7 separate regions of the Mus musculus genome follow, and regions 2, 3, 4, 5, 6 and 7 are each linked to region 1. A link is a loop called in an ENCODE intact Hi-C map of the cell type or tissue named here. Cell type or tissue: left cerebral cortex. All regions are shown on one strand. Links, peaks and the distances in the headings refer to the core of each region. The heading gives the core; the rest is flanking DNA.

Evidence for each region. Peaks named below come from ENCODE experiments on the same cell type or tissue, not always from the same donor. Only the 100,000 strongest peaks of a DNase experiment are listed, where the experiment ranks them.
Region 2: a loop joins it to region 1, with 3 times the contacts of the local background. A loop is called at or near these places in 29 of 42 quality-filtered maps.
Region 3: it touches region 1 in a loop (4-fold over the local background); 6 of 42 quality-filtered maps call a loop at or near these places.
Region 4: it touches region 1 in a loop (2.8-fold over the local background); 8 of 42 quality-filtered maps call a loop at or near these places.
Region 5: it touches region 1 in a loop (8-fold over the local background); 31 of 42 quality-filtered maps call a loop at or near these places.
Region 6: a loop joins it to region 1, with 2.5 times the contacts of the local background. A loop is called at or near these places in 6 of 42 quality-filtered maps.
Region 7: it touches region 1 in a loop (4-fold over the local background); 6 of 42 quality-filtered maps call a loop at or near these places.

Annotation. Positions count from the first base shown.
Region 1 is chr15:84,052,359-84,056,689 of GRCm38, reverse strand. It overlaps Efcab6 (EF-hand calcium binding domain 6), which reads left to right. Exons shown (of 32, transcript NM_029946.4): 2 at 2,141-2,247. The coding sequence starts at 2,177. Among named protein-coding and RNA genes, the nearest start is that of Efcab6, 11 kb to the left of the region's middle. In left cerebral cortex, for the core only: CTCF peaks have their summits at 434 and 2,520 (motif pointing right); DNase peaks (open chromatin) are centred at 1,466, 2,573 and 4,130; H3K27ac peaks cover 411 bases.
Region 2 is chr15:83,774,361-83,778,691 of GRCm38, reverse strand. No RefSeq gene overlaps it. Among named protein-coding and RNA genes, the nearest start is that of Mpped1, 3.5 kb to the left of the region's middle. In left cerebral cortex, for the core only: no CTCF peak of the experiment used is centred there; a DNase peak (open chromatin) is centred at 1,911.
Region 3 is chr15:83,954,673-83,959,003 of GRCm38, reverse strand. It overlaps Efcab6 (EF-hand calcium binding domain 6), which reads left to right. Exons shown (of 32, transcript NM_029946.4): 11 at 3,951-4,061. Among named protein-coding and RNA genes, the nearest start is that of Gm41372, 98 kb to the right of the region's middle. In left cerebral cortex, for the core only: no CTCF peak of the experiment used is centred there; DNase peaks (open chromatin) are centred at 1,025, 1,469, 1,771 and 2,463; H3K27ac peaks cover 268 bases.
Region 4 is chr15:83,632,369-83,636,699 of GRCm38, reverse strand. It overlaps Scube1 (signal peptide, CUB domain, EGF-like 1), which reads left to right. Exons shown (of 22, transcript NM_022723.3): 8 at 1,907-2,029. Among named protein-coding and RNA genes, the nearest start is that of Ttll12, 39 kb to the right of the region's middle. In left cerebral cortex, for the core only: a CTCF peak has its summit at 2,441 (motif pointing left); DNase peaks (open chromatin) are centred at 1,341, 2,043 and 2,422.
Region 5 is chr15:83,759,078-83,763,408 of GRCm38, reverse strand. No RefSeq gene overlaps it. Among named protein-coding and RNA genes, the nearest start is that of Gm33324, 4.2 kb to the right of the region's middle. In left cerebral cortex, for the core only: a CTCF peak has its summit at 2,563 (motif pointing left); a DNase peak (open chromatin) is centred at 2,547.
Region 6 is chr15:83,962,117-83,966,447 of GRCm38, reverse strand. All of the region lies in intron 10 of Efcab6 (EF-hand calcium binding domain 6), which reads left to right. Among named protein-coding and RNA genes, the nearest start is that of Efcab6, 100 kb to the left of the region's middle. In left cerebral cortex, for the core only: no CTCF peak of the experiment used is centred there; a DNase peak (open chromatin) is centred at 1,944.
Region 7 is chr15:83,662,464-83,666,794 of GRCm38, reverse strand. All of the region lies in intron 4 of Scube1 (signal peptide, CUB domain, EGF-like 1), which reads left to right. Among named protein-coding and RNA genes, the nearest start is that of Gm52183, 30 kb to the left of the region's middle. In left cerebral cortex, for the core only: a CTCF peak has its summit at 1,929 (motif pointing left); DNase peaks (open chromatin) are centred at 621 and 1,908.

The sequences.
Region 1 (4,331 bases), core at 231-4,230:
CTTCCCCGAAGCCCCGTGATACCGTTCGCAGAATAACCATAGTTCAGTCTTCAAAACTGGGACACACGCGTGAATATCATGTCAAATTAACTGAACGGAGAGTTTAAAATTTTATTTGGATTCAGGAGTGTCTTTCTTTTTCGCCCGTTGTGGGGGTCTCTGAGGTGACCTCGGTCCACAGAGTGATGGTTTACAAGAAGCAAGAAGCCCAGAAGTTCTGTTCAACACAACTCAGTAGCAGGTGCTGGTTTAACCTAAACATCAAGAGTCTGACCCTGAGTTGTTTCTTTTTGGCGAATTTAAGTACAGCACAATTTGGTGAATTTTTTTCTAGTGATAACAACCCCTCAACCATCTACATGGTCCATGGCTTACAACGGTCCTCAACTTCAATTCCATGGGGTCTAGCACCTCCAACAGGCCTCCGTGGGAACTGCAGTACGTGGAGGCTTAATGAAGCCAAAGGCTTGACTGTATTGGAACTTTGTAAAATATACCTCACATCTTCCATAAAGCTAGGTTTTATAGATTGACTGAGAAAAAACAAGCTCGTGAGAAGGGTCTGGAGAGGTCTTGACTCCTAAGGAAGTATGAAGGTCACCAGGTCATTAACCATATTCGCTCCCAGTCTTTTGGACAGAAAACAGGTTATACATCTCTCCCCTTGAAGAGACAACTGTGTGTGCTCAGCACTCATGAGTCTACTAGTGCTTATCTGTGAGCTAAGAGCCCCCATGCCTCCCATATCTCAGGACAGTTTTTATTGAAGCTTAACAGTATAATTTGGCAGCATTTGTTAGAACATTAATAGGCTGTAGTAATTTGAGGTGTGTGTGAATGGGGGGCGGGGTGAGGGTCTTCTGTGTCGTCCAGACTGGCCATAATCCTCCCTCTGGTAGGATGATTAGTGTCCACCACCCATTCCTCTGCTGGCAATCTACTTTTTAAGAATGGAATAATATAATTTTGTATTTTTTTGTCTTATTTTTGTGTGAGATGCATGTGAGTGTGGAAGCAGGAGGTCAATCTTCTGTGTCATCCTTAGGATGCTGTCTTCTGCCTTTTACAAATCAATTTCATAGGAATGCCCCCGGTACTCTCCTGCCTCATATCTCCCCAGCACCGGGATTTTGTGTGTACCTCCATTTCGGATTTTATTTTATTTTATTTTTTAGTGTAGGCTCTGGGCATAGAACTCAAGTCCTCTGTAGGAGCAGGAAGTGCTCTTAGTCACCGAGCCATCTCTCCAGCTCCATGGTTTCAGTTTTCAAAGTCTCACACCAATAGACACATCATCACAAAGTGGGTGAAGGATGGCCGAGGTCCCTGTCACGGCGTAAGGGAGGCTGGTCTGCGCAGAGGTTTCCACAAGGGCTTCTCAGGAAAGTGACATTAGTTTTGAGATCCAGGGCGGCAGTTTCCAGAGTGATGCCTGGGGCCTGTGGAGGCAGCGGCAGCCAGCCCTCAGGAACTTGGACAGTCATGCATTCTGAGTTCCCGCCCACTCTTCATGGCGATCGGAATCTAGAACTGAGACCTAGATTCCAGAATCTAGAACCTGTTTCTAAGAAAGATTCCAGGTGACTCTGAGGGACATTGAGGCTCGAGAACCAGTGATCTCCAGGACGAGGAGAGTTCAGGAGGCAGAGAGGGAGAAGTGTGGGTGGGTAAGGCAGAGGCGATCCCATGTGAGGACAAAGGTGTCTGCGTGGAAGAGACCTCGTATGTCTCAGGGACCACCTGAGGCCAGCGTGGTGGAGGTGTGGGAGCAGGAGTGGGAGGCAGCTGCTGGAAGACACAGGTTGATGCATTGTCTTTGTGGGTATCAAAGCCCAGGGCCTGAAGGACAGTGACAATGATAGGAAGAAACAGGACACCACAGGGCTTTCAAGTTATTGTTCTGGCTGTTGTATGGAAGTGTGTGTGTGTGCAAGTTGTGTGTGTATGGATGTGTGCATGTGCGCGTGCATGTATATGTGTATGTGTGTGCACGTGTGTGTGTGTGTGTGTGTTGGGCGGGAACCTGGGAGGAGGAGAATGTGCCTACAGTGCTCACAGACTAGCTTCACGTATGGCTCAGAGAACCAAGGAAACTGTTGAGCTCTCGGGTGCTAACTGGGTGCTAACTCTTCTTTCTCAGAATTCACAAATTTGCAAGTATTTGATCTAGAAGGAAATGAAGCGCAACGGCACCAGGCTAAACTTTGCTAAAGCCAACAGCACCAAGTCGGGTAGCACAAGAGCAAGGTGAGTCGCTGCCATGCCCAGCTCCATGCTGCCTGCTGCAAGACCTGCTGGGAGGGTGCCTGCGAAGCTGGGGAGGCTTTTGCTGCCAACCCCCACTAGTGTGTGTCAGCCGCTCATCTGGCATGTAACAGGAGTGCCCAGGCTGGTGCATTCTGACATGTAGTGGCCTGAAGCTGATTATCAACGGGGCAGCCACTATTTGTTACTCACAGTGACTTTCGAGCGCACTATGCAAACAGTTGGACCGCTCAGGATTCCTGCAGCACTTCCCTCTTCCTGTAGGTGGCAGCAGCAGCAAATTTTTGGTTGCTCTGCCTGAAGCAGAGAAACCCTGGAAACTTTGCCTGCTACATCTGAGGACTTGGGGACATGCCTGGACTATAAATAGTATATGCCAAACACACTGTGTCTGCTGGTTGGACAGGGAGAGAGTTGTCTCCAGTTCTTAGGCTTCTGAAGTGCTGAGAACAGGACAGCTCTGCAGCAGCCGACCGTGGTCCTGCCTCTTTCCTTTGTCTGTGTCTGTCAGCGTGGTGGGGGTGGGCGCTGAGAAATCCACCGGGTAGATCATTATGTCCATGACAGAGAAAGCAGAACACAGACAGCCTGAGACACACAGAGATGCTCCGATGTCCTGAGATTAAAGGTGTGTGCCGCCACGCCTGCCTCATTTACCACTCTTTGGAGGACCGATGTGCTAGGTGTATAGTCATGGTCTCCTGGGGAAAGACACATGGAAATTCATGAGACTTGTGGTCCTGTGGGAACTTTACTAATGCTTCCTATTTCCCAGTAGCGCGGAGGAGTGAGGAGTCATGGATGGTGTGGAAATGGGAGGGGGGTGATCTTTAGGCATGGAAGGAAGGAATGTGAGTGTGTGGGTCTTATATGCGTGTGGTGTGTATGTTTTAGGGAGTTGAGCAGATGTCTGTAGTGTGTATGTACCTGCGTGGTATGTATATAGTAGAAGTATGTGTTATGGTGTGAGGGGTGGGTGTAGCATGTGGTGTGTACATGTGCTTCAAGTGTATGTGATGCGCGTCAGGAGTGTGTATGCTGAGCATGTGGTAAGTGTGTGTGGTGACTGTATGGTAAGTATGTGTAGTAAGTATGTATGATTACTATGTTTTTTGTGTGTCATGTGTGTGGTGAGAGTGTATGGTGTGTGTAGTATATGTGTACTGTAGTATGTGGTATGTGTGAGGAGTGCCTGTATGGTGAGGTTGTGGCATGTGTTTGTGTGTGTGTGTGCGGTGAATGTGTGTATGGTATATGTGGGGTGTGTATGTGTATAGTAAGTGTGAATGTATATATTGTAGGTGGGGTTTGTGTGTGTGTATGTGTATATGTGTGTGTGTGGTGTGTGTATGTATGTGTGTGGTGTGTGTATGTGTGTGTGGTGAGTGTGAATGTGTGTGTTGTATGTGGGGTTTGTGTGTGTGTGTGTGTATGGCGAGTGCCTGTGTGGTGTATGTGGTGTGTGTCTATATGATGTGTGGTGCATGTCTATATGATATGTGGTGCATGTGTGTGTGTTGAGTGCCTGTGTGGTGTATGTGGTGTGTGTCTATATGATGTGTGGTGTATGTGGTGTGTGGTGTGTGTCTATATGATGTGTGGTACATGTCTATATGATGTGTGGTGCATGTGTGTGTGTTGAGTGCCTGTGTGGCGTATGTGGGGTGAAAGAGAGAAGCAGCTTGGTTTTGTGAAGCTTGTTAGTCTAACTTACAATTTCCCACATAAAAGTAGAGTTTCAAATCACGGTGGGTGCAGTGCAGAGTCGGTCCTGGTGTCCAAGGGACGTTGAATGGCAGGGAAGCTTCTGCTAGGAGTGGAAGGTGCAGCTGGTGGTGGGAGGCACAGGGTGGGCAGGAGCCAGTGCGTGTGACCCACTTCTAAGAGAGCATCAGAAACAGAAGGACCCAGGCTCCACCTTCCCAGCATAGCTATTTTTGTTGCCTCTTTTCCGTGCCGTCCATGAGGAAGCAGGTATTTATATCAGGGCGTTTGGACTACGTGCTCAACTGGGCCCTCCTCTTTACATTGTTCTAAGTGCATTATGTTACTATATATTCCTATAG
Region 2 (4,331 bases), core at 69-4,068, 280 kb after region 1:
CTGGTTAGGAAGAGGCTAAGGAGGAGAAACTGATGGTGCAGAGCTCTCTCCCAGTGGGACCCCATAACTCACCCTGTAGACCCTTCCCTCCTAAGACTACAACACCACTTTGTGCTTCAGAGAACATCCCTGCCTACCTGAGAGACAAGGCTGCAGCTCAGGACATCAGCAGGCTCTCCCTGCTGCCTGCCAAGAACAATGGCACAGCTGGGCATGGCCTTTAGGGGACAAGAGCAGAGACAGAAGACATTCTTGTGACTGTTGTCCCCCCAAAGGCTGGATTTCTCCCAGAGCTCAGTTCCCAGAATACCATCTCTTACTGTGCATCTATTGAGCACCCACTGTATGCCTGGCACTCAGCCTGTTTGGAACCAAGTGTGAGCTTGCCACCAAGAACCCGTCATCACCTGCATCACCTCAGACCCAGGCACTCAGCTTGAACACACCCTGCCTTAGGTAACCTCCACTCCTCTCCTGGTCCAGGCTGAACCAGGAGAGGAGTCCTGGTCAGGCCCTAGGATCGGATGCTGTATCAACAGGGTCTACTAATTATTAGTGAATGGCTCTAAATGATGCAGGGATGAGGATCATGGAGTGGGCAGGACAGACTCGCTCCTAAGTGAGCAGCCCATCTGGGCAGACAGCAGCAGACATTCTGCGTAATAGAAAACTAACACTTGTTAGTCTTGTTCATGGAGAGTGATAAGAAACAGCACCGGATCCCCACTGCTGAACCAGCCAGGGAGGTTCCTTCTGAAGGGAATCATTTTCTAGGTGCCTACTGTGTGCTGGAGACCCAAGGAGAGGAAAGAAAACGAAGGTAGACTCCACCCCACTCAGTAACCTCCTGTCTCTTTCTGCTAGCCTCAGTCTGTCTAGATCCTGATGCTGTGACACAGGCCTCATCTGAGACGTCCATGCTCAGAGGCCAAGAATGAAAGGGCACTCATAGCCATGGAGTCCTGACCCTCCCCCTCCCTGTGCCTAGTTCACTGTGCCGTGACCACTCCCCAACTCCTGAAATAAGCCTTGGACTCAGAACTTTGATCTCTCTGTCAGTGCAGTTGATCGACGGACTCTACCTCGATGACAGTGCACTTGGCAGGCAGTTGTCACCTAACCCTGTCACAGTTGCTGCACCATAAGCTTTAGGTACCAAGTATGGGGATCTAAATTCTAACCTCGGATTTTTGCTAACTTGTCTGGGACCTTGGGTATTCTGCTGTTTCTCTAAATCTCCATGTTCTCATCTTGAGGAGGAAGGGCTATGGCAGAGAACTGGACAAAGTAGGGGAAAGACCCTGGGGGCTCCCTGTAGTCATCTTTAGGTAGAATTTCATGGTGAGCCAGCTAGACGTCTCAGCTGGGAACAGTGTTTGCTGCTAAGCCCAAGGACCCGCGTGGTGGGCAGAAGGAGAGAACTGATCCCCACAAGTCATCTCTGACTTCCACATATGCACTGTGGTGCACACACGTACTAGACAGATAGATTAGATAGGTAATAGATAGATGATAGAAAGACTAGATAGATTAGATAGGTAATAGATAGATGATAGAAAGACTAGATAGATGATAGACAGCCAGACATAGGATTGCATCAGGCCACAGGAGTCCCCTCAATACCATAGTACTAACCTCATGTGACCCATGTAAAGCTAGGTGAGAAGTAGCTGGGTATTTCTGGACCGGGAGGCCACCCCTGTCATCTACAGAAACTAAGAGGTCACATCCAATGGCTCACAAGGAGACAGGTCCTGGCAACTGATGCCCTTGGAGTCCACACTTGCAAGTCACTGATGGATGGCTTTGAATGTTGGTACTTCTGTCCTCAGGCCCTCCATGATGTCTGAGTCCTCCGTGGCTGTTAAGGAACTTTCCCAGCTGCCTTGTAGACAGCTTATTTTTGCAACAGTCTGGCATGGATCCCAGCAAGAGACAGCCTCTCCACAAAGGGGAGGAAGCCTCAGTTGATGGACTAAAAAACACTGGGGGGGGGTGTGCCCCAAAGGTTTCAAAACCTGTCCAGCTAATAGAGAGTCAAGTTGTGAGGACAGCCTTCACGGTACAGTCCTGTTCCACCGTCTCACAGTCCTGTTCCACCGTCTCACAGCCCTGTTCCACTGTCTCACGGTCCTGTTCCACCATCCCTTTTATTCTATTCTGATGATAGGCAACTCCTTCCTGTTCTTTGTAAGCCCCCAACCTTCCCAGTCAAGTTCTTTGGGTCTCAGCTGAGCTGTCCAGGGTCCTGGCTAAGCCCAGCCCTGCCCCAAAGACTTCTCTTGGTCTCTCTTCTACACACACAGACACACACACACACACACACACACACACACACACACACACACACACACACACACACCTGCCTCCTTGAAACCAGAAGCTGTGAGGCTGGGCCAACCCCTACAACACTTCGACTCTCAGGCTTCGGTAGCCATTTCTGAAAAATGAGAGCAACCCAGAGCAGGCCAGAACTCATGACCAACCGTAATCACAACCTCAGGGCCTGGCAAAGACACAGAACTGGAGGAAAAGGGGCACTACACTGCCCCCGAACAAGGAGCCCTGGATAGTGTGGCGCTCTGAAGCTAAGTGGCTGCTACTCCCTGTTGACCAGTGAGGGACACTGGCTGGGGAACACAATAAGGGCAAAGAAGAGGTTTCAGAGTGCCTGGGGTTGTAGGCCGAGAGAGAGACAGAGAGAGAGAGGGAGAGAGAGAGGGAGAGAGAGACAGAGAGAGAGACAGAGAGAGCCAGCCTGAGAGGTGCAGTAGAGTGATTCTGGGTTCTGGGTGGGGTAGCTCTTGAGTCAGTCTTTCCAGAGAAAAAGCACAAGGGGTCTAGTGATCCCAGGGCTGCTCTGGGAAAGACTGTGAGTACCTGCAGGCTCCAAAAGTAGAACAAAATGTCCCCAGTCACACATGGCTGCTGTGCCTCGTGTGACCCCACTGACTCTGGAGAAAGTGATTTTTTCCTTCTTTCTAGAGGAAGATGCTTAACCAAGGGGAGGAGCTTGTGGCAGGCTGTGCACTCCACAGTGCCCCAGCTCTGGTTACTCTTGTGCTCCACTCCAGGGTGAGCCAATGGGGCAGTCAAGAGGATCAAAGGAGGACACATGGGTCAAGTGGCCACTGCTGAGGTGCTCAGTGTTAGACATCTTTGTCTTTGCTGGGAGGCCCCTTCTGGTCATCCCTTGGCTGCTGCTCACCTGGCCACCTGTTTATTATTCATTAGTGAGGGTATACACACTCACACACACACATGCGCACACATACACGTGCACACGCATGCATGCGCGCATGCACACACACTGAGGATTCAGTATCCTCCATCATCTTCAAAACTAAACCCTATATTAAGGGTAGATGATATAGGCCACAAACCCTCTTGAGTCTCTGGGAAACTGCATCCACCCTTTCTGAGCCTCTGAGACTTGAGTGGGATTGAGAGCCAAGAGGGCAGCTGGGCTGGCCTGGCATCCAACACTGACAGTCACCAGGAATACCCTGGAGCCAGTCCCTGCACTGCACAGTGCTGTCCCACCCTCTCCTGCCAGAAGTCCCTTCTACCACCATTCTGGGGGAGGCAATAGAACCAGCCGGGGACAACCCTGCCTGAGGTGTCAGACAGGCTCAAGCCTGCCTCTGGGTCCTGGGCCAGGCACTCTCGTGTTGTCTCACCTGTAATAAGATGCCTGTCTCATAGTCTGTGCCAAGTGTGCCAGGCACGGATTCGGAACTGCCTCAGGCTCTCCCCCCACCCCCAAGCACCACAGGGAGGGCCCCAGGAGAGCCAGCAGGATCTGCCTAGCCCTCCCTGTCCCAGCAGCTCTGTGCTAGTCCCTATCAGACCCCTGACTCCATTCCCTCCACCCAGAAGGTACTCAGTGAGCTTAAAACTCCCCAAGGAGGGGGCCCCAGTAAGCACCCTACTTCCAGAGGTGTCCGAAATGTGAAATGGGGTCTAATAGACAGCCATTGATCCATAATGAGAGAGGTAAAAAGAACTTATTCAGGGAGGGTCAGCAAAGCTAGGAGGACACAGGAGAGGCCAGAGAAGTCCAGCTGAGCCACAACAAATGGAGACCTGTGCCTCTGCTCTCCTGCAAGACACACCTGCTGTGGACTCCATTCCTGGTGCCCAAAGCCCCTCCAGGGCTGAAATGCTGTTCTGGGATCTTCCTGAGTTTGTTTGCTCCCGGACTCCTTCAGCCACCCTACAGCTACCCCTCACTAACTTGGCCACACGTCCTTGGTCTGTGTCTTCTCTGGTGAGAGATATGTGCCATCAACCTGTAGCTGGCTGAGACCAAGAGCAGCCCTTGCTGGGTC
Region 3 (4,331 bases), core at 105-4,104, 98 kb after region 1:
TCCAGGAGCTCTGGAATGACTGCTAGGCTGTGTCTGTGTCCTAGGCAAAGGCCATGAATTTCCACATAAAAGGCTCAACTCTGGCATCTATTCACTATACTGGGGCTTTTAATATGGATCTCCAGAACCGGTTGTACCTGGTTGCACTTTGGTTCTACCCAAGCACCCCATGGATACTTTCGTTAGGGCTGCAAATCCTCACATGCACGAAGCATTCTGATCATTCTGTGGTGTATGCTGACTCCTTTAGCCCACAAGTACAGGAGTGCTCCAGAAGGAGCTTGGACCTTGGCAGAGAACCATGGTCTCTGTCCTGACAGTGAAGCCAAGCAATACATGCTGTCCTGCTCGGGCCTCTCATCCCATGCTCAGCTATCAGAAAACGTGACAGGAGCCAGAGGACTACCCACTGATGGGCCACTTGGCAGTCAGCCTGAGAGAGAGCACAGAGCTGGGAAGCCAGTGGGGCAGGCAGAAGGCCCTGTGTACCCTTAGGGCATCAGTTAGGCTGGGCCCACTGTAGAGGGAAGAGCCTGCCATGTATAGGAGGGAGCTCAGTGGAGTTCAAGCAAGGCAATAGAGGGAATGGGTCAGACTAAGAGTTTTACTTCTCACGCACCAAGTTCTGGATGCTCATTAGAACGAAACCACAGTATTGCCATTGCAGCTGGGAAAAGCAGGCGTCAAGGCCAGCAGTGCAGGGGTAGACCCCCCAACACCCAGACTGTATGATGGCTCAGCAGGCAGGAGGCACAGGTAAGCCTGCCCAGGGGTGACAGTGGCTGGAGAGGGGAATCAGGACAAAGTTGAAGCTTTAGGCACTGAGGAGGGGGCGGTGTGAGCCATGGCAGTTCTGTCCTCACCTCTGAGTCTTCCTCCTGCCCTCCTCACCGCTGCAGCATGCACCACACTCTGTAGGGAATTCCTGCTGTGTCCTTCTAGCAAAGCTCTTGGGATCCTGGACCCACCATGACTGAGCTCTGTTCTTGCCACCCTGTGTCGCCTCCTTTGACAGCAGCCACCGTCATGCCATATACAATATGATTCATCTGGCGTTTCTTCTGCTGCAAGTCTCCACCCTGGTTCTTAGGGTGGGGAAGACACAGGGAGCAGGCAGGATGTTGACTCAGGGATGCAGAGTAGGGGTCATCTGGGATAGTAAAGGGTCCCCGAGTGCTGGAGAGAGGACAAGAGACAGGTAGATGGCCCACAAGACCCAGGGTTTGATTCCAGTCCCATGTGGAGGGCACTCTTTCATTATGACTTAAGTTACTAGTGCTGTTTATGGAAATTCTAGGGAAAGAATTTTTAAAAAGCCGTGCTGTTTTTAAAAGCCGTGCTTAGTCATGTTACTTATAGAGTCACGTGTGTCCCAAACGGGAAAAAGAAGGAAACGATAAAGGAGAAAGTGGATTACCTATTCGCATAAGAGTTAGCGACAGCCACTACAAATATAGCCAGAAACAGTGCTACTAATATAGGCAGAGGTAGCCACTGCTGATGTAGCCAGGGATAGCTGCTGTTAGTACGTTTTCTATTTCTTGTAGGATCTGTGAATATACACACTCGCATATACAAGCTCACAGAGACTCATAGCTGGAAATGTCTGAGATATAATTATGGTCTGTTTTCTCACAGAAGATTGCATCAGAGACATTTTAATTCTATTTTAAAAACCTGAAATGCATCTTGCCATCTCCACAAGTCAAAGGGCTTGAACCATTTTAAGGTTTATATTACATATTGCTAAAATGCACCGCAGAAAGGTGCTAATTTATTCTTACAAGGGAGGCTCACAAGAGCGTTTTGGCAGGCACTTAACACGGATGCTTTGAGTCCTTGCTAATTTGATAGTCAGCAGTATAGTTTCTTGTTTTGATTTGCCTGTTCTTGATCACAACTGATGTTTTCATTTCTCATTACAGTGTGGGTGCATGCTTGTGTGTGTGCACGCGCATGCATGTGTACACATGTACGTGTGTGCATGGGTAGGTCACAGGGCAACTCGTAGGCATGTGTTCCTTCCTTATTTGCTTTCCATTTACCATGTGTGTTGAGCTTTGTCATGTTCAGTTCTGTATGGCGTGAGGCTGACCTATAGCCTTCCTGCATCAGCCTATTAGAGAAAACACAAACCGAAGTGAACATGGGCACTGTTGATACATTCATAGGATTCTCTAAGGGAACTAAACCATAGAACGAGAGGAGTATCTGTTAAAATGGGTTCTTACACCTTATGATCTGGATAGTCCAGCAATGCTGTCTAACAGAGGGGCCTGGAACTTGTTAGCTGCTCAGTTTACTAGGATGGGTGTCTCCATCGTCCCCAGTGGGCCTGGACCATTTCTGGAAGAGCCGTGGTCCAGCATAGAGCTTTTGATGGCTGACACCGTCATGGCTGGAACAGAGCCTCCTGGGAGCCAGATCTGATGTCAATTCCCATGTTCTTCACAGCTGGATTGAAGTGTCCCTTGGAGTGACAGTGGAATGTGAACAGCTAGCTCTCCTGGAGGCAGTCCAGCTGTTTTCCAAAGGACTGCTTGGCTAGAGCTCCCCTTTGCAGCTGTGAGGCATGGGGCGAGATTCAAGTGACTGGGTGGCTTGTCCCCCGAAGTTCAAATTGTTCAAAGAGGAAAAGCACAAAACAAGACATACTAAGATTTGTGTGTGTGTGTGTGTAAATCATAGGTTCAACATGCAATTAGCATTATCAGAAATAATTAACCCTGAATGGGGGCTCTGAGGGCTGGCTCTCCCTGTCTCAAGCCAACCCGTAACCCTCCCCTGACACCTCAATCCTCTATGGCCAGCAAGCCCCACTCTCACTTGGAGGATTTCTGTGGAGACAGGCACCAGTCATCCAATGTCTGATGGCCTTTCTGCAGTGGACTGTTGTCTGCACACAGGCTCAGCCTGCTGCCACATGGCACAAGTGGAAGGAAGGCAGAGCTGGCAGAAGACAGATCTGCAGACAGCACCATAGCTGATGGGACAATGCCGCAGGCATTTTTTTGTCCTAAAGAAGCATCCTTTCGGATTTAGCTGTAGTCCATGCAGGGGATGGTGACCACAGACTGAGGGATACCTCATCACAAGTGGAGGTTTGGGGCCAAGCCGAGAGATGCACATGATCTTGACCTGCTAGCGTCAGATGTTTCTCTGGTCTGCAAATCTCAGGGACAAAGACAGTCACTCCGCAGGTTGTTCTTGTCACACTGTGTGGGGGCCGACAGTCCTCAAGGCATTTCTGAAGACAGTAATGAAAGAAAACACCCAGAGGCGAGTGATAATGTGCCCCCCCCACACACACTTTGCCTGCCTGCCCATGGCTTTCTCCACTTATAAGGGTTCATGTGCCAGGTTGGGCCACCCGTATGACCAAGGGTACCCGTCCATCTCAAGGCCCACCCTCATTGTTATTGTTACTGTTGTTTATTTTGTAGGGCTAGGGATTAAATCCAGGGCCTTGCGATGCTAATTCAATACCCTTCCACTGAGGGATACCCCAGCCTACAAGCTCTGCCCTAAATCACTGTACGGTCCCCTCTGCTATGTTCAGTGAACAGCCACAGGCCTCCAAGTTGAGGTCACCAGTACTTTTAAGAGCCACTATTCCTGCCAACCGAGGTAATTGAGTTCGTCAAGTAATGAGTTTGAAAAGACTATTTCATGGACATCAGAATTTTAACCAAATTCCTTTGTGTCGTCATTCAGAATTCGCCACCACTGACAGAACATGGTGACACAGGGTGGTACAATCCCGATTTTCTCCTCGCTTTTAAGGAATCACTCTTTGATGCTATTTTGCAAAATGACTTTGTTTGCCTTAGATTTGAAACTTCATAAGAATTCATAGCTACTGGTTTTGACTCCATATTAAGTATCTAATCCATATGGTATTACAGGGAGGGGGACCCTGTTTTTAATATTGTTGTCTTCATTTCATGCAGATTTGGACTTAAAACCAGCACGAAAATCAACTGGAAGCAGTTTCTTACAGCAATTTATGAGCGGCAGAAGTTGGAAGTCAGTAAGACACTTCCCCTGAAAAAAAGAAGCAGGTACCTTTAAACCCCAGTTTACAAGCCACAGTATGTATTAGGTTATTTTTTCACACGGTATGTATTAGATTATATATTTTCATTTATTCAACGGCCAACTGTCTTCACTGACTGTCAACGTCTTCCTGGCACTTTACAGTTTGATTTTGCATTCATTTTTCTTGCTTAAAGTTTCCCTAAGCGGTAGAGATGGCATTCCTAGTCATTTCTACAGAGAAAAACAAACAAACAAACACCTGCCTGAGTGATACCAATGGGGCCACATACCCA
Region 4 (4,331 bases), core at 143-4,142, 420 kb after region 1:
TCCCAGAACAGCCTGGGAGAGCCCCCACCCACCAGCCTCCTTCTCCACCCTCAGTTCCCTCTCCCCCTCCCCCATGCCCTGGGCCAAACAGGCCACCTGCCAGGACTTTCATCAAAGTGGGAAGACTATATCCTCACCTGTCTTGCAAGCCAGCCCAACGTAGCCCTTGGCACAGAAGGGAAGAGGAGGTTGTGACCTGTGTGTTCTTGTGGCTCCCCCCAATCAGAGTACCCTATATACACACACCTGGGCCCAAGGCCTCTGTGCCCACTACTGTCTGGGATCCTTGCCTTGGTATTGACATCTTCTTTCAACTCTTCACTTGAGGAACATTCTTAGGAAGTCCCAGGGCCCTGAAAGCCTACCTCAGGGTCTCTGTGTCCCTGAGAACAGAGTCCATGACAACTGAGTGGCCTCTCTAGGACTGGGTGGGCAGAGTCATGAAGGTCAGCAGGGAGAAGTAGACAGTTGCAGAGGGAAGAGCTTGGGGAATCCCCGCCCCTCCCTGGGGGGGGGGGGGGCAGGAATGGTGGTTCTTATTCTGGGAAACCAAAGGCCTCAGCACACTTGGCAGATACACTGTAGAAGGTGGTACAGGTTGCCTGTGTGGGAGAGAGGGCGCAGGGTAAAGGGAAGAGATGAGAGAAACAGAAATGAAGGCTGAGGGGCTGGAGAGATGGATCAGCGGTTAGGAGAGCTGACTGCTCTTCTGAAGGTCCTGAGTTCTATTCCCAGCAACCACATGGTGGCTCACAACCATCTGTAATGGGATCTGATGCCCTCTTCTGGTGTGTGTCTGAAGATAGCTATGGTGTACTTGTATAAATAATAAATAGATAATATTTTTAAAAAAAGAAAAAGAAATGAAGGCTGAGGTCCATGTGAGACCAACAACAACAACAACACCCCACCCCCACTAGATTCTGTGCTAGAGAGAAAAGCAGCTTTCTCTCAACCGATGTAAGCCAGCTTCGAGCTTTGCTGACAGGCTCAGGAACAGACGGGATGTTAGTGAGGCTCCTAGGTCTGGAGGGTGAGGGATGGGGGCAGGGGGGAGCGTGACAAGAGTCCAACCATAGGCAGCATCCGGGCTCAAGTGATCAGGACATGAACAGAGAGGTTCACAGAGGTGGAGTGTTAGCTAGAAGCCCAACTCTCTGAAGGAGAAGGCTCCCTGTCAGTGGGAAACTGTAAACTGAGGCCACCTGACAGGCTTGCTCCTGAGGGCCACAGCAGGAGGGGCATCAAAATGGGTGTGGTCAGTGATCTGTGGAGTACAGACGCTACTCACTGCCTGCTGAAAGAAGAACTCAGGCAAAGAGGGGGTGTGGGGTGGGCCCAGCCCTCACTCACTCACTCACTGGGAAGGCTCACCCCCTCACTTCCTCCTGCACACAGCCTCTCCTCAGCAGGCAGCCAGCAGTGACACCTGCTTCTCCATGGCACTGATATTCCCAGCCCCAGCACTTTGGAGATGTGACTTCCTATCATCCTCATGGCATCTGTCTTGTGTTATAGGGACCCTTTCTATCCTCATCCGGGAGAGGAGGGGGAAAGCACAGTTTGCCCATGTCACCTGTGGCAGCCCCACTCGTTCCAGAACTCCTCCCTAGGTGTTTGGGTAAAGGGTCATGTCGGAATTGGGGGGGGGGACATCACTGTCCCTGTTGATTCCCCTAAAACAAGATACAGGCTTACCAATCACAGGGGAAGTCTGAGACCTTGGAGAGCCAGGATTTAGCTATTCACTCAGATTCTTCCTATCTGTGCTCAACTGGGGAGCTGAGGCTAGCCTAGGCAGTGATCAGCAGGTGGATCAAGGTCAATAAGGCAGGGTGGCACCCCCATTTCCCCAGGCCATCCCCTCCATGGTACCTGAGCCTATTCCCCTCTCCAACCTCTTCAGACATCAACGAGTGCTTGATGAATAACGGAGGCTGCGACCACTTCTGCCGAAACACCGTGGGCAGCTTTGAATGCGGCTGCCAAAAGGGCCACAAGCTACTGACGGACGAGCGGACATGCCAAGGTAAGCGCCCACCAGACCCCAGGAACCACTCACAGTCACTGGCCATGGTCAATGACCCTTTCTTCCAGATTCTTACAGACTCCTGGAGAGCAAAGCGCTCAAAGTGGGTAGCTCAAGATGCAGAATTCTCTAGAACTTGGTGCCTGTGCTTGTTGACCTGTCTTTCATGACTTATAGCCACACAATCCAACCCCTGCCTCCTGTCCCCTTTATGGATAAGAAAAGATCTGGAAATGAATGGTGGTGCTTGCCCCAATTCCAGCTGGAACATAATTGTAAGATTGAGTCTACACAATGAGACATTATCTAAAATGCATATTTATGGGAAACTAAGGCCCACTGGCCCTCCCTTCCTATTTACACCTTCCCTGTGCCGGCTCTGAAGGCACAATACTGCCTTCTGGTGGAAGACATGGCACATCACAGACACTTTCCAACAGTGGTTTGGATAACTCAAACCTAGTGGCCCCTAGGATGCAGGGATCCCAGGAGGAGGGTGATCAGGGAGATTCCTGGGAAAGCCACTGGTGACATGCTGGACAAATCATTTCCCAAGAGAAGCAGGAAGTTGCACCCTTAGGAGTGGGAGTTTGGGGTACACGAGACCTCAGTGGGGCTGAACAGGGCCATTGGGGAGGAACCAGGTTCCCTGGAGGACTAACCTCAGGAGAAAACATGAAACACATCAGGGCCTCAGTTCTAACTCTGACTCTCCTATCAGGGTCTGGCTGTTTTGTTCCCAGGAGGCCCCAGTAGTTTCAGAGTAGGCAACCCTTAAGTTATTAGACTGGCAGCCTCTGCGTTTGAACAGCGAGGCCCTCAAGTCCCAGGTCCTGGTAAGAGGAGGTCAGTTACCAAGGTCAATGTGACCTCCGACTCACTGGGGCAGGGCTCCAACCACAGCCTCCCCTCATCCAAGCCTCGTTCCCCTGGAAAGCATCCTGGCCCCTCTCCTCTGGATGCAGGCTGGTCAGGCTCCCGGCAGCTGGCCAGCCCTGAGAGCTCCTCCACACTCTGGTTTTGTCTCCCTGTTAGTTTACCGAGCTCTGCAAAGGGCCAAGAGCATCAATTCTCAACCTGTGAGCCACAAGCCCTTTGAGAGTCAAAGGACCCTTCCACAGGGATTGTATGTATCTCAGATATCCTGCATATCAGATGTTGTACATTATAGCTTATAACATAGCAAAATTATAGTTATGAAGTAGCAATGAAATAATTTTATGATTGGGGGTCACACAAAATGAGGGACTATATTAAGAAATAACAGCATCAGGAAGGTTGAGGGCTGCTGGCCAAAGATCCTTTGACTTTGAATCCTCAACTGCCCCTGAGGGAGCAGGCAAGGTAGTAGGCGCACTGAGGCTCTGTATCACAGCCTTGCTAGCATCCTCCCTACCCAGCCCCATTTGTGTCTCCACCTTTTTCCAACTCATCTATCTGAAGACTCCTCAGGTCCAAGCTCCTTAGGGACCCTCGTACTATCCCAGTGCCCTTTGACCTTCATACAGCCTCCTGGCCTCCCTGCCTTTGCCTGGGGCATCCTCCTCCATTCCAAGCAGGACCTATCCGTGACCCAGGAGGTCCTCCCAGACCCCAGGGAGACCTCACACCCTCACTTGAGCACCCATGGCACAGCATCTTCCTTGCATTAGTGTCTTATGAGCACATACATAGAGGTATGACACCACTAGAGCTAGAGCCAATGTGTTCAAAGAACAAACTCTTAACTGCTGTGCCTGTGGAGGGTCAGGTCAGTGTCTATTTCACAAGCTTCTCAGGAGAAATGGATCCAATGCTTATAGGAAACAAGTCTATCCTAGGCACAAACTCTAAGAGAAATAACTATTATACATGAGTCACTGTCCTGTTACAATGAAGAGACGCCATGACCAAGACAACTCTTATAAGAGAAATCATTTAACTGGGGGCTGGCTCATAGTTGCAGAGGGTCAGTCAGCCCATTATCATCGAGGAGAGGAGCATGGTGGCAGAGGAGTAGCTGAGACCCACCTCCTGATCTGTAGACAGTTAGACTGGCCCTGATGTAGGTTTTTGAAACCTCAAAGCTCATCCACAGAGACACACTTCCTCCACCAAGGCCACACCTCCTATTCCTTATAATCTTTTCTAACAGTTCTGTTCCCTAGTGACTAAGTATTCAAGTATCTGAGCCTGGGGGGGGGGGCACTCTTATTCAAACCACCACATTCTACTCCCAGGCCCCCAAAGGCTTGTAGCCATGTCATAAGAAAAAATGTACCAGGCAGTGATGGATCATTGCTTTAATCCCAGCACTCAGGAA
Region 5 (4,331 bases), core at 133-4,132, 290 kb after region 1:
GCTAAATGGAGCCCAGACTTCTAAATGAGAAACCATGTCAGAATAAACGAGGCTTGTGGGTCTTAGAGACAATCTACAGGAACACAGATTAAAAACAATACCAAGAGGAAGGTGGAGAGATGGTTTAGCAGTTAACAGCTAGTTGTTCTTCCATAGGACTCACTTCAATTCCTGGCATGCTCATGATGGCTCATGGTCTCCTTGAGTACCAAGCATGCACACGCTATACATACATGCATACATACATACATACATACATACATGTAGGAAAAACACCCATACACATGACATGACCAAAATAAATAGATAACAATAACAAAGCCACGGAGATAGTTCAATCAGTAGACCGTGACCTAAATTCCATCTATATAGGCACCGAGAAACGCCGCCGTATGCTCACAACCCCAGTCAATGCTGGGGATGCAGAGACAGGCAGATCTCTGAGTCCTGGGAGCCAGCCAGCCTAGCTTTATGAGAAAGTTCCAGACTGGTGAGAGACCCCGCCTCAAGAAAAATGGCACCCGAGGACCAACACCCACAGTTGCCCTCTGTCCTCAAGTATGTATGGAAACACATCTTCGAACACGCGTGTACAAATATGTTACAATGATGAGTTGCTCAACAAAAATGTGTCCAAGTCTGCTAGTGCCTACTATGTGCCAGGCTTTCCATGGATTGGCCTAACCATTCCTCATATGTGAACCACAGCCACATGATAGGTGCTGTTCACCTATGGAGAAACTGAAGCCCAAGTATTAAAACCACTGGGATACCCCAGAGCCTGGCTCTGAACTCAAAACTTCAAGAAATAATGAGAGAGGTGGCCCAGCCATACCCATCTCCGCTTCCTTGTTCTGCCCTGGTCCTTCCCTTGCCAAAACTGCTTTCCTTTTTGGGGCACACACACCCTCTATCCCGGCACCAGAGTGATCACTCGGGCACTAATGCACACCCCCGTCTCTTTCTGCAGGGTTCTCTCCTGCAAACACAGCGTCAACTTCCCCTGCGTATTTATGAGCACTGAACGCCAACAGTTGTCTGATAGTCCATTTGCTAGGGAGAGTGAAATACCTGGTGGTTCCTCACTTCACCTGCCCTACAGGAAACAGATTCAATTAGAAAAATCTATTGCTAATTTGAAAGCTCTGATTCTATAATTTCCTACAGGGAAGACATGTAAATTGCGCGTTATTTAACACCCTTTCACGGCAGGTGAATTCCACGGGGGGCAATTATAACCCTCTCTCCACTCTTCTTATACGCTCCTGACAAGGCAGAGGGGGGGGGGGAGGAGGGAGAGGAAGGAGGGAGATGGAAGAGGAAAGGGGACTATTGCAAAGCTGGTCTCCAGGAAACTGTCAGAACCTGGAATCAGAGGAACCTAGGCAGAGCCAGTTGATTGGCATCCGGATCCCACCCGGTGTCCAAACAGACACACAGGCCTGAACCCCAAGCCATCTGGCCCTTCTCCAGCTGTCCAGAGCATCACCACAATGTGGGGAGTGGAGCAGGACACCCCAAGCTGCACTGCAACCCTCTACCACCTTCCAGGTGGCACACAGCTGTTCTCATCTGGCTCTGGTCCTGTTCTGGGGAGACATCAGCCTCCCTTGCTCTACCTGGGCTGCATGGCGACCAAGCCCCAACTGAACGTCAATTTCAAAGGGCAGCTGAAACGGCAGAGCACAGTTTAGAACCAGCATGGGCACCCATCCAAGCCCCAAAGGAGGCTTTTCTCTAGAAGGACCAGGACCTTTCTGGATTAGGGGAAATTTTTAGGTGACTATTTTCTCTCACACAGAGTAATGAATGGCTCTTGGTACACACACACACACGCACACGCACGCACACGTGCGCGCGCGCACATACACGGCACTAAGACTATTGGTTCGTCTGGGGTGGGGAGCCACATAGAGCTTTCATATTCTGTTCTCTGCCGTTGTATGGCTTGCTTCCTGGGCTCCCCATTTGCCTGCCTGCCTGTCTTCTTTCCTCCCAGATCTTAGGTATTCATGATTTTAAACATGTATTCTTCTGCTGCTTTGTGTGTGGATATGCATGTGTGCATGTCTGTGCATGGACAGGTTGGGTGTGTGCATGTGGCACCCAGGGGACAATCTCCAGTGTTGTCCACCTTGCTATTTTGAGGTAGATCCTTCTCTGGGACCTGGAGCTTGCTAGTTATGTTAGAATAGCTGGCCAGTGAGCCCTGGAGACCTCCCTGTCTCTGCCTCCCTAGCGTGGGATGTTAAGTGTGTACCATCACAGATGGTGAGCACTTAACTGACTCCACCCTGTCCCTGCTCCTTATGTGTCCATTTTAAACAAATGAAGTGTTTCTCAGGCTCCTCCTCTTTCTTCAGATCCCTTCCATCTGGCCCCTGCACCCCTGCCTTGTCAACCCCAGGCTCTCCCTTGAGTGCTCATCGCCCCACCTGGAGCTGCCCACAGATGATCCCTGACGGGGAAAGCTAAGAGCAGACACCTACCCTAGAAAGCCTGCCTTGGAATGGGACGCCCCTGACATTCATATCGGCTGAGTGTGGGAACTGACGCCACCTGCTGGCACAGGTGAGAATTGCGTGCTGGTGCCTTCTCGCCAGGTCCCTACCCCTGGGCTTATATCCTGAGCCCCTTCAGGTGATACAGCGCCATCCTCCCAATGAGCGTCTCCCAGCAGCTGCTTAGGGTGTTTTTTAAAACGTGATATTTTCACAGGTTCTGAGTATTTCTACTTTATGGTTCCTTTACTCCCCGCAGTGGGAGGGGAGGGACCTGCCTGCTCTGTGCTAGGTAGCAATCAGGGGTGCAGAGGCCAGCCAGCCATTCTGAGGAATGGATTCAGCAAGTCCTTACACAAGACAACATTTAATTACGATGTAGCCATGCTTAATGAGGAGCGGGTAACGCTGTTTGACATTCCATCTGCTCTACAAGTAGACTTGATTGCTACTACCACACAGCATATAAGGTGTGTGGGCTCAAATAAGGACTCGACTACCAAACCCCATGAGTCTAGGAGGACTCACTTACTACCAGGGTATAGCAACCCCCTACCACCGCTGCCTCAGGGAGGGGGAAAAAGTGAGTTTAACAAGACCCCAGGGAACAACTTTTTTCGGTTTCAGCCAGTCATAACTAGTGCCAGGATTGGACCAAGCTCCCTCCCAGAGATGCACTAGGGGACAGTGAAGAGAACATTGGGTCTCCAAATACTTTCCCCCAGGACCACATTCCTCATCTCTCTCCTTATCCCTTTCTGACAAGCAAACCCAGAGACTTCATGAGGAAGGAGCCCTATCGTGAAAGCATGACACTCCGGGGACACCTAGGAATAATCACCTCCTCCCTGCCTCAGTTTCCCCTCCTGCAGAGGTCACCCTGGAGAGTGGAAAGGCTTATCTGAAGTATCATTTAACCCTTCCCGGCCACCTCCTTCCACCAGAGTGGAGACACAGAGACCCCAGTGCATGCCCTCAATGGTCTGCATCCCTGATTCCTACCTAGCACAGAGCAGGGGGCAGGGTTCTTAGCTCATCCCCAATTCTTTGTCACAAAAAGGTGTCAAGGACGGTGTCGGGACCAGAGTGCAGCAGAGGGTAGAGCACCTAGGACATTGTTAGCACCCAGTCATCTCCAATGGAAGCCATGGGGCAGGATGGCTTGGGCCAGATTCCCGGTATAGGGTGAGGCCAGGACACACTAACACTATCACACCTTGATGGTCACAGCACTACTATGCTTACTATGTGCCAGGCTTCCCATGGATTGGCCTAATCATTTCTCATATGTGAACCACAGCCACATGATATGTGCTGTTCACCTATGGGGAAACTGAGGCCCAAGTGTTAAAACCACTGGGACATCCCAGAGCCTGGCTCTGAATTCACAACTTCAAAAAATAATGAGAGAGGTGGCCTAGCCACACCCATCTCTGCTTCCTTGTTCTGCCCTGGTCCTACCCTTGCCAAAACTGCTGAAATCTATTCCCTGAAATCTATTCCCTCACACACACACACACACACACACACACACACACACACACACACAACTGCTTTTGACTGGAGAAACTGAGGCTCAGGGAAGAAATGACACTCTCAGTGTCATATATCACTGGGGCATTGTGCGAGTCTCCACACAAGGTCAGTTTGGCTCATCAGAACAGTCCAGCCTGGCCTGCTAAACAATTTATTGCTTTTTTAAAAAACAAAAACAGAAACAAAACAAAAAAACTTAGCCAGCACTTCCTCAGTGTGGCCATAGGGGGGCAGTAGCACCCCATTCATTTATAGTCTGGCAGGGTTTTTTTTTTTGTTTTTTGTTTTTTGTTT
Region 6 (4,331 bases), core at 247-4,246, 90 kb after region 1:
AGACCAGAAGGTGGTAATATCCTGTTTGTTCTTCTGCTGTGTTACAGTACTTCTGTGATGAGAATGTGCCCTCTCCACAGTTAGATCAGAGAGTTGGGGACTGGGGAGACAGCTCAGTGGGAAGGCCCTTGCCATGTGAGCATGAGGACATGAATCCAGATCCCTAGGACCCTGTAAAGCTGGACTCAGTAACCTGTATCTGTAACCCAGCACTACCACGGTGAGATGGGAGCTCACCGGAGAGCCCTGGGACAAGCTCAGGCCTGATGCAGCCACAAACGGGGGTGGGGGGGGTCTGTCTACAAGAAGGTGGAATGCAGGAATTGTCACTGAAGTTCCGCAGATGTGCGTTGGCCTGCTCCTGCCTCAGACAAATCAAAACAGCAGCAAGGGAGCCAGGGTACAAACTGCAAAGAAAAGGCTATTGGTTTGGTCCTTCTTCTACATTTTCTCAAAATAAGGGGTTGGTTCTTTCTCTAGCCTCTTTGGCAGAGAGCAGTGGGAATCTTTTCCTAATGACCCCTTCTTTATTATGAACCCTCAAATCTAAATGTATCTCATATGTTCGGATTCATTACAGTTACTTTCTCTTCCTGCCTTCCTCCTTCTCTCTCCTCCTTCCTTAATATTTTCAGATGGGTGTCACTTTATAGCCTAGGGTGGCCTTGAACTTGAATCCTATCTGCCTCAGCCTCCTGAGTGCTGGGGTCACTGGATGTATTATGTCCAGATGTCACAGTCACCTGGGGTTCCTGTTTTCCTCTGGGGAAAAGGCATTACAGATGCTCGTATTAATCCCCCTTTCCAAGGCTCCTGCACCACCACCCCGTGATAATTGTTCCCCTGGTTTATCTCTCCGAACCTGAAGAACTTACCTTGCAGATGGGAGGAAGCTGAAAAAAGGGAGAGATCTGTATCCCTCAGCTCATCGGACTGGGTCTCGCTGTCTCTCTGGGTGCGGCAGGAACAGCTGGAGCAGCCCTTGTCCAAACACAACATCTGGCCAATGACTTCCAAGACAAGCGTGGCCAGGCAAGGGCCTCCACTACAGACAGCCTTAGTCTTTTCAACGCCAGATAACCTCCTTAGCAGCAGTTGCTCTCCTAAACCGGAGAGCCCTGGACTTACTGACTGCTGAACAGGGAGGCACTTGTGTTCGCTTTAGGAGGTGTGGCCTTTCCTCGCCAGCTGGTGACTGTGTCCTGTTGCTGGGCCCCTTGTGGTCTTTGGAAAACCTTTTGCTTTCTGATATGATAAAATGCCCCAGTGTCCTCTACCTCTTGGCTGACAACCAGGATTGCTGATCTCTGGAAGGAACCTCTGTGCCCCCCACATGAGAATGTGACAAAACACTGGTCACATTGTCTTGTTTTCTTGTCCAAGTCCCCCCAAAGAGCCTCCTCTCATGGGAACGAGATGGAAGCAAATGGAGTGTCCTGTGGAACTCTCGGTGACAAGGGCTGCTTTGAGGTCCTCTTGAGAAGATCGCTGAGAGTCACAGAAGAGCAGCGCCACACTGCAGAGGTTCACTCTGGGGCGTGTTCATGGCACCATGCATGGTGGAGAACGACCAGACCCAAGATTTCCAAAGCAAGAAGTAAATTAGGCCCAGTCCGCATCCAGTCTGTGCTCCTGGTTCAAAAAAACAGCTTGGTTGCTGACTGACCTCAGGACTTATTTCTTGGATAGCTAGCAGCCATATAGAACCCTCGTTGGTCTCAAAATCATAACTGTCATGTAATAGAGATCACAGAAACAAGTGGAAGATGCCCCTCCCCCTTGCCCAACGCTCTTCATCTCTCCACACCCTCGGCAATGCACATAAGACTTTTTCACGTGTTGCTAGGCACGCGTATGGTGTTGCTTTGACTTTAAAAATAGAAAGAGCTGTCTTAGACACCTTTGCTTCATATTCTTGGAAGTTATTGCGTCATGACGAACACATGGGATATCACTCAGCTAACATTTTCCGAGCACCTTCCTCTGCCAGGCATTGTGCTAGGTGCTGAACATGCCAAAGTAGAGGGTGAAGATTCCAGCCAGGGAGGCATGCCGAGTGAGGAGTGCCCCAGGCTCACGGGATGAACACACTGGGGATGCGGGTAGCCACAGTGTTCTCCTGGTGGAGCCTCTTCTTCAGGGACCCAGAGTTTCTGAGCATCCCCCCTCCACTGTTTTTTGGTCCCCACTCAGAATCCCCTGGAGAGCAACATATTGAAATACTGTAGTACATTTCTAACTAGTTTTTGCCAGGTGTCTTCTACTGGCCAGCTTTTTAAGAAGGTGTTTTTTAAAGACAGGTTTTCACAGAGCTTCCCAGGCTGGCCTCAAACTCAGAATCCTCCTGCCTCAGCTTCCTGAGTCCTGAGATTGTAACGATGCACCACTGTGCCTAGCTTTTGCCATCCTTTTATGTTTTCTGTCTTTGTGTAACTTAGCCATGGTAGGGTTGCATGTGTCTGGGAAGACCCTGGTTTTTAGGGCACCCCTCTTTGGGGCATAATAATCTAGGGATCTATTGAGCTTTTGTGACAGCCATCGAGTGTGCAGCTTCCTTCTTCCAAGAAAGACTGTGTGTGTGTGTGTGTGTGTGTGTGTGTGTGTGTGTGTGTGTGTGCGTGTTCTCTTTTCCTTATTCTAGCTAACCATGAGTGTGTTTAACTTTTCAAAAGCTTGCCTCTTAGCTTCATGATCTTCTATCATTTTCTAGACTCTGATGTCTTTCTCCTCTGATCTTTGCCACTGATACTGTGTTTGCTGTTCTTCTTTAGTAGTTTTTGTGTTTGGGTTGGTGTAAGATTGTTGATGTTGGAGATGGGAGATATTCTCTTCTCCTTCCCCACCCCCTCTCTGTGTTCATGTTGCTTACATTCCTGCTGTCTCTCCCCTTCTCCTAAGGCCCCAAGGACAGAGGCACGATACTGATACCGCCAGAGTTCACTCTGCAAAACGAATGAGTTTGCTGGGTTTCCTAGAGTGTAGGTGTGAGGGGTTGCATGATGTAGGTGCGTGGGTGTGCCTACCCCAACAGGCAACTCTACCCAGAAGGAATGAGGACATCCCCTTACCAACATAGATGGAAACCACACCCCCCCCCACCACCCCAGTCTCTCCAGACTTATACACTCTAGCTTTTCCCATGGCCAAGTGCAGCTAAGGCAGAGTTGCAAACAATAGGTGATGGAGGGGGGGGGGGGATGCACAGGTGAGGGTCTCACAAACTCCCACCCTTTCCAGAGAGGCTGTAAACAGTCAGTAAGCCCAGCTGAGAGGATCTTTTGCAAGAAAGCACAGCTGAACTCCTCAAGATGGTAGTGTGTGGCCCAGAGGACGATCTCACACAACAGCCCCCATGTCAGGGCACACATGTGTCTGCCACGGCAGCGCATATTGCACACTGGCTGACCTTTCCTGCAGGCTAGGGAAGCCACTGGCCTTGCGCTCTGCTGCGCTGAAGTGAGGCTTCTGCAGGACTGCACAGCTGTCCTCGCAGAACAACACCCTAGCAGTGTGAGTTGCCATCACTCACTGTGAGTGATCCAGTTTCACTTTCCCTCCCCGCATTGCACATTAACATTTTAAATATTGATCGTGTAAGAGGCATGAAGTGGTGCCCCGTAATTGTCTTAATTTGTCTTTGCGGGGCTGACACTGAGGTTGGCTGCCTCCAGGTACCAGCCTGCTGTGACTCTGCCTCCCTGGGAGGGGATCTTCCTCACATCCTAATAAGCTGTCAGCTCAAACAGAAGGGGTTAAAGTGAACCTTATCACCTCCAGGTTTAGTTCTTTATAACCACGTGTGCATCCGAAGAGAACACGATCCTCGTCAGAGCTCTCTCTCTCTCTCTGCTTGCTTCTTCCTTTCCATTAATGTGCTACTCAGTCTTTTCAAGTTTGTGTTTTAGTATAATCAAACTCGTCCATCTTCTCTTCCTTCCTTGTCTTCTGTCATTTAAATTTGTCACTCGTCGTTCCTGCCCAGCTTGGGCTGAAAGCTCTGCTCTAGCTGATGTCTCGTTCTTAAAAGTTAAACACTTCAATCCATTGTAATATAAATTGGATGTTCAAATTAATTTTTTTCCAAATGGATGATTTATTTTTCAGTTGCTGTTTATTAAGCTACCATTTCTCTCCCCAATGTTATAAAAATAGCTTATCCATAGTTTTTTTTTACATTTGTGTGTGTGCATGCGTGTGTGTGCATGCATATGTGTGTGCATGTGTGTGTGTGCATGTGTATGTGCATGTGTGTGTGCATGTGTGTGCACATGTGTGTGCATGCATGTGTGCATGCATGTGTGTGCACATGTGTGTGCATGCATGTGTGTGTG
Region 7 (4,331 bases), core at 100-4,099, 390 kb after region 1:
TATGGGAGCTGGGACAGGCCACGTAGCGTTGCCTTGAACATTCTCATCTGCTACAGACCAGGTGGGTGGGAGGACGGACATCCCTGCCACTTAGCGTGGAGATTTATGGTGCTACTGGAAGAGGCCTGGCCTGGTCCTGTGCGGTCTGGAATGGCCCTCAAGGCGGAGACAATAAATCCATCCCATTATTTTTTATGAGCCTCCCACCCCATAAACAACTCCTTTGGCTGGTAAGCCAGCTTCACGTACTTCTCCTGGTCTGGCCTCAAGCTGGCGCCAAGGGCACCACAGGGCTGACTTCTCAACACCGGCAGGGGACCTTTCCGAAAGGCTGTAGGCCCTTGGGGGTCCTTAGGAACAGATGGTGGAGGATGGAAGGTGAGCCACAGTTCAGAGGATACCAAAACAAGAGACAGACCACCTGGCCTTGGCTCTCTTCTCATCAATAAGTCCTTGAGCCTTAGTTTCTTGCTGAGAAAGCGAAGCAAGGGACAGAATTGTGAGAATGAGGTTGTGTGCACAGGTTGTGTCCCTCGGGAATGCCCATCCATGAGCTCCACTGCACTGTGTCGCCAGCATCATATACAGCCATGAGCATCACCACTGAGCATGACTGGGCCTGGCATCGTGCCTGGATTTTGGTGGCTCCTGAGTATAATCTGACTGTTAGATACTATTATTCCACTGGTGCTATGCAGAGAGTTCTGGCCATAGAAAACTAGCAGAGGCTGGTTCTACAACCCGGGTCTGACAGCTTGACCGTATATATGCCTGAACAAACAGGTGGGCAGAAGGGTATGCAGCCTAGGCCCCCTGAGACACATAGAAACCCCGGTATTGCCATGTGTGCTCCCCTCTACCTGGGTCAGGGCTGCCAGCTCTCCCTGAGCCTTCATGCACCCAATCTGTCTCCCTTGACCCTCTCTCAGCCCCCTACAGGGTCCTAACTCGGACCTCCTCAACCTGTCCTTGTCACAGACCAGCCCCCGCACTCTCCATGTCCCTGTCTCCTCACACTGCTCCCTCTGTCTGGAGCTCCCTGTCTGGCCTGACCATTGCTCCCTTGAGAACCTTTTCAGATGTCTGGGCTGTGTGTGGCTTTGATTTATAAAGTGCTTTCCTGTTCCTTGTGCTGAACAGAGCACAGCCTGGAGAGGCCACTCAGGGACACCTAGCATTAACTTCCCATGGATCTCTGGTTCAGTTCAGCCAGGACTTACACCTATGCTATGGCCATCAGATCAGCTCATCTCCCCCAGCCCCCCCCCCCCTTCAGATCCCTCCAGCAAGGCCTTCCCTGCTTCATCTGTCAGAAGTACAACAGCCTCGTCTACCTTCATCACGTAAGCTGGCTTCTTCAGGAGATAGCACCGTTCTCCAGCTCAGGCCTTGACTCTTAGCCCACCCAGTAACCCTGCCCCATCCCATTCTGCCCAGCCCACTCCACCTCTGCATTTACACCTGTATTTAGTAAGTACCGCCTTTAGATTAGATTAAATGGTAGGAGTAGCCTGTGATCGGAACTTTGGGTACAGAGAGGTTCTCCAGGTGGTTTGAGTGCCTGCTTTTCTCTCAGGGTTTGGTTGACCACAGCTGCCCTGTAAAAAAGGAGATCACAGATAGGGACCTGGGATCCTCCTGCTTCAGGTGTGGGGCCAACTGAGGGGTGACATGGGGCAACCTGCCCATGTGACTTCCTTTAGAGATCCGGTAGGAAGGGATAAGGCCAATGAGCTGCCACGGGAGGCTTGCTATTTTACGTGTAAATATGACCCGTACCACTATCTGAGATCCAGCCTAACTGGGTGTGCCCTGTGGCTGTTTGCTGGAGAGTGTGGCCCACTAGGCTGAAGGCCAGCTCTCTAGGCCAGACCTTCTCCAAAACAGCCTCCTGGTCCTTGGTGAGGCCTCAACTTGGTTGTGGTGACACCTAGTGACCAGCTCGAGAAACTTCAAGAGGTGAGGAGGAAGATGAGGTAGGCCTGCATCTCAGAGGGACTCTCAGGAAAGCTGCTCTTCAAGCTCACTCCTCATGCCCATAATCACTCCTAAGAGGAAAAGGATTTCAAGACTTCCCGGTTCACGGGTAGGAAGCTGAGCAGGTTGTAAGAACACACTGCAGAAGACCTCAGTGAGGGATGGACTCGGACCACCCTCCTCTGCCACAGATCCCCATTGGTAACTGCACATCTGGCCACATGTGTCTGCCAACATCTGTCCTCCCCACTATATATGAAGAGTGCCCTGCTTCCTGGAAGCAGCTTTCTCGGAGTCCCGGTGACCAGACAGGCCAAAGCACATCTGAGGTGCTGAACTGTTCCCCCATCTCACCCAGCATGGCTGGAGCCAACCATCCATAGTCTCAGCAGGCAGTAATCACTGAGGGGGCCAATCAACACCCCCCAAAGGACCCAGGGGCTGTGCTTTTGAGGCTCTGGTGGAGAGGCACTGAGTCCTTTAGGGGGAGCAGAGTACTTCACAGGCAGAAGGGATAATGAGACAGCCTCTGTTCTGTGTGACACACTCAGTCGGGACCCGAGTCCCTGAGAGTCCCTGAGGGAAAATCTCTTCTCCCTGTATGTTCCAGATGAAATAGAGGGGAGAAGATGTGGAAGGCAGCATAGGGTGTCTCTTAAGGGACCATAGATGCTGCCGACTGGGGACCAGAAATGAGAAGTGAGCGAGTGTTAGAGTGGCCACTGGAGACTGCTGGAGCTGTGGTATTTCTAGCACTCAGCCTCCAAGATGTCCAGTTAAGGAGATCAGCAAGAGGAGGTCTGGGTGGGTGAAGCTACAGTCTCTGTTCTACCCAACAGTGACTCCCTGGGCTCATGAGAAGCTGGGGTCTAGGCAACAATTGCCAGAGCCCCTCTAAATCAAGATTTGCCCAAAAGCAGGCTGAAGGGCTACAGGTGAGGACAACTCCCCACCCCACCCCCCGCTCCCCCCCACACACAATTTTTTCTATGAAAGCTTGAGTTGTATGGTCATGTGACAGTAGACTTTTGACCCACACTCCATGGACAGATGCTGTTATACCTGTTAGGGAATGCCCCTGTCTCAGAAGGGCATGTGGTACCCCAGCTTACATCCCCCTAAGGCTGGCCTGGAAGTTGACAAGATGACATATCTGTAGGTTAGCACAAAATATGACCCCCAGGCAGGCACCCCAGGGGTCCTCCTCATCTTCTCTCTTCCCCAGGTCAGTCCTGTGCTCCCGCCATTCACCTAGCCTCTCTGGGGTTCTTTCTGAGACCACAAGCTGGGTTTCCTTTTCCCTGATAGGCTGGGGTAATTCTGGGCTGTGGACGTCCCCTAAGGTCCCAGGCTCTTTCTTGGCACTTTTACTTTCTGTAAAGGGAAAGCAAACCCTTCCTCCCGAATTGGAGCGGGGTGGGGGGTGGGGGTGGGGCAAGGCCATTGTCCTCCTCTGTGTTTGAGGGACAAGAACTGAGATAGTGATATTATTGATGATGTTGCCATAGCAATGACCCTTGGGAGGCAGACATTCCAACTCTAACTGGGACAAAGGTGCCAGACCTGTGTTGGGGGAATGTGACATGCACACTGGTACGGCAGGCAAGGCACACATGGGACCATCTCCTAACCTGACAGCTGCCCTATGGGAGAGTCTCTGGTGGGAAAGCACCATAGGGCCTCTCAAAGGATCCAGGGAAGGCAATGGAAAGAGACACTGGGCCGGATGTGGCCAGACACATCTTCCACCACATCGACCCATATGCACGGGTGGTTTGCAACGTGGGCATGCCCCCTTCTCAGACTTGTAAAGAGCAAATGCAGTGTAGTGGGGGCTTCGGGCCATGCATCTCATCTTCCAGAGAACTCTAGGACAGAGATTCTCAACCGTTCTAATACTCTGACCCTTTAATACAGTTCCTCACGTTGCAGTGACCTCCAATTATAAAATTATTTTTGTTGCTACTTTGTAACTATACTTTCGCTACTGTTATGAATTGTAATGTAAATATCTGATAGGCAGGATATCTGATATACACTCCCCCAACGGGGTCTCAACCCACAAGTTGAGAGAGGCTGGTCTAGGAAGAGACTATAAAAGAGATCCCTAATAAACCTCCACCCTCCCAGCCGCTTCTTAGTCCCACTTAGGGTTCTGTGACAGCTTTCCCCTAGCTCCTGGCTTGAAACCCTGTCTCTCTAAAGCATGCAGAGGTCCTCTTGCACTTCACCCCTCTAGTTACAGCTTCCCATGGCTTCCTCCTGCCTGGGTTGAGGTCCAGGGACAACTTTATAGTCACTTGTCCCGCCTCAGAAGTCAGACCCATGGTCTTCTAATTCTGCCCATCAGGTGA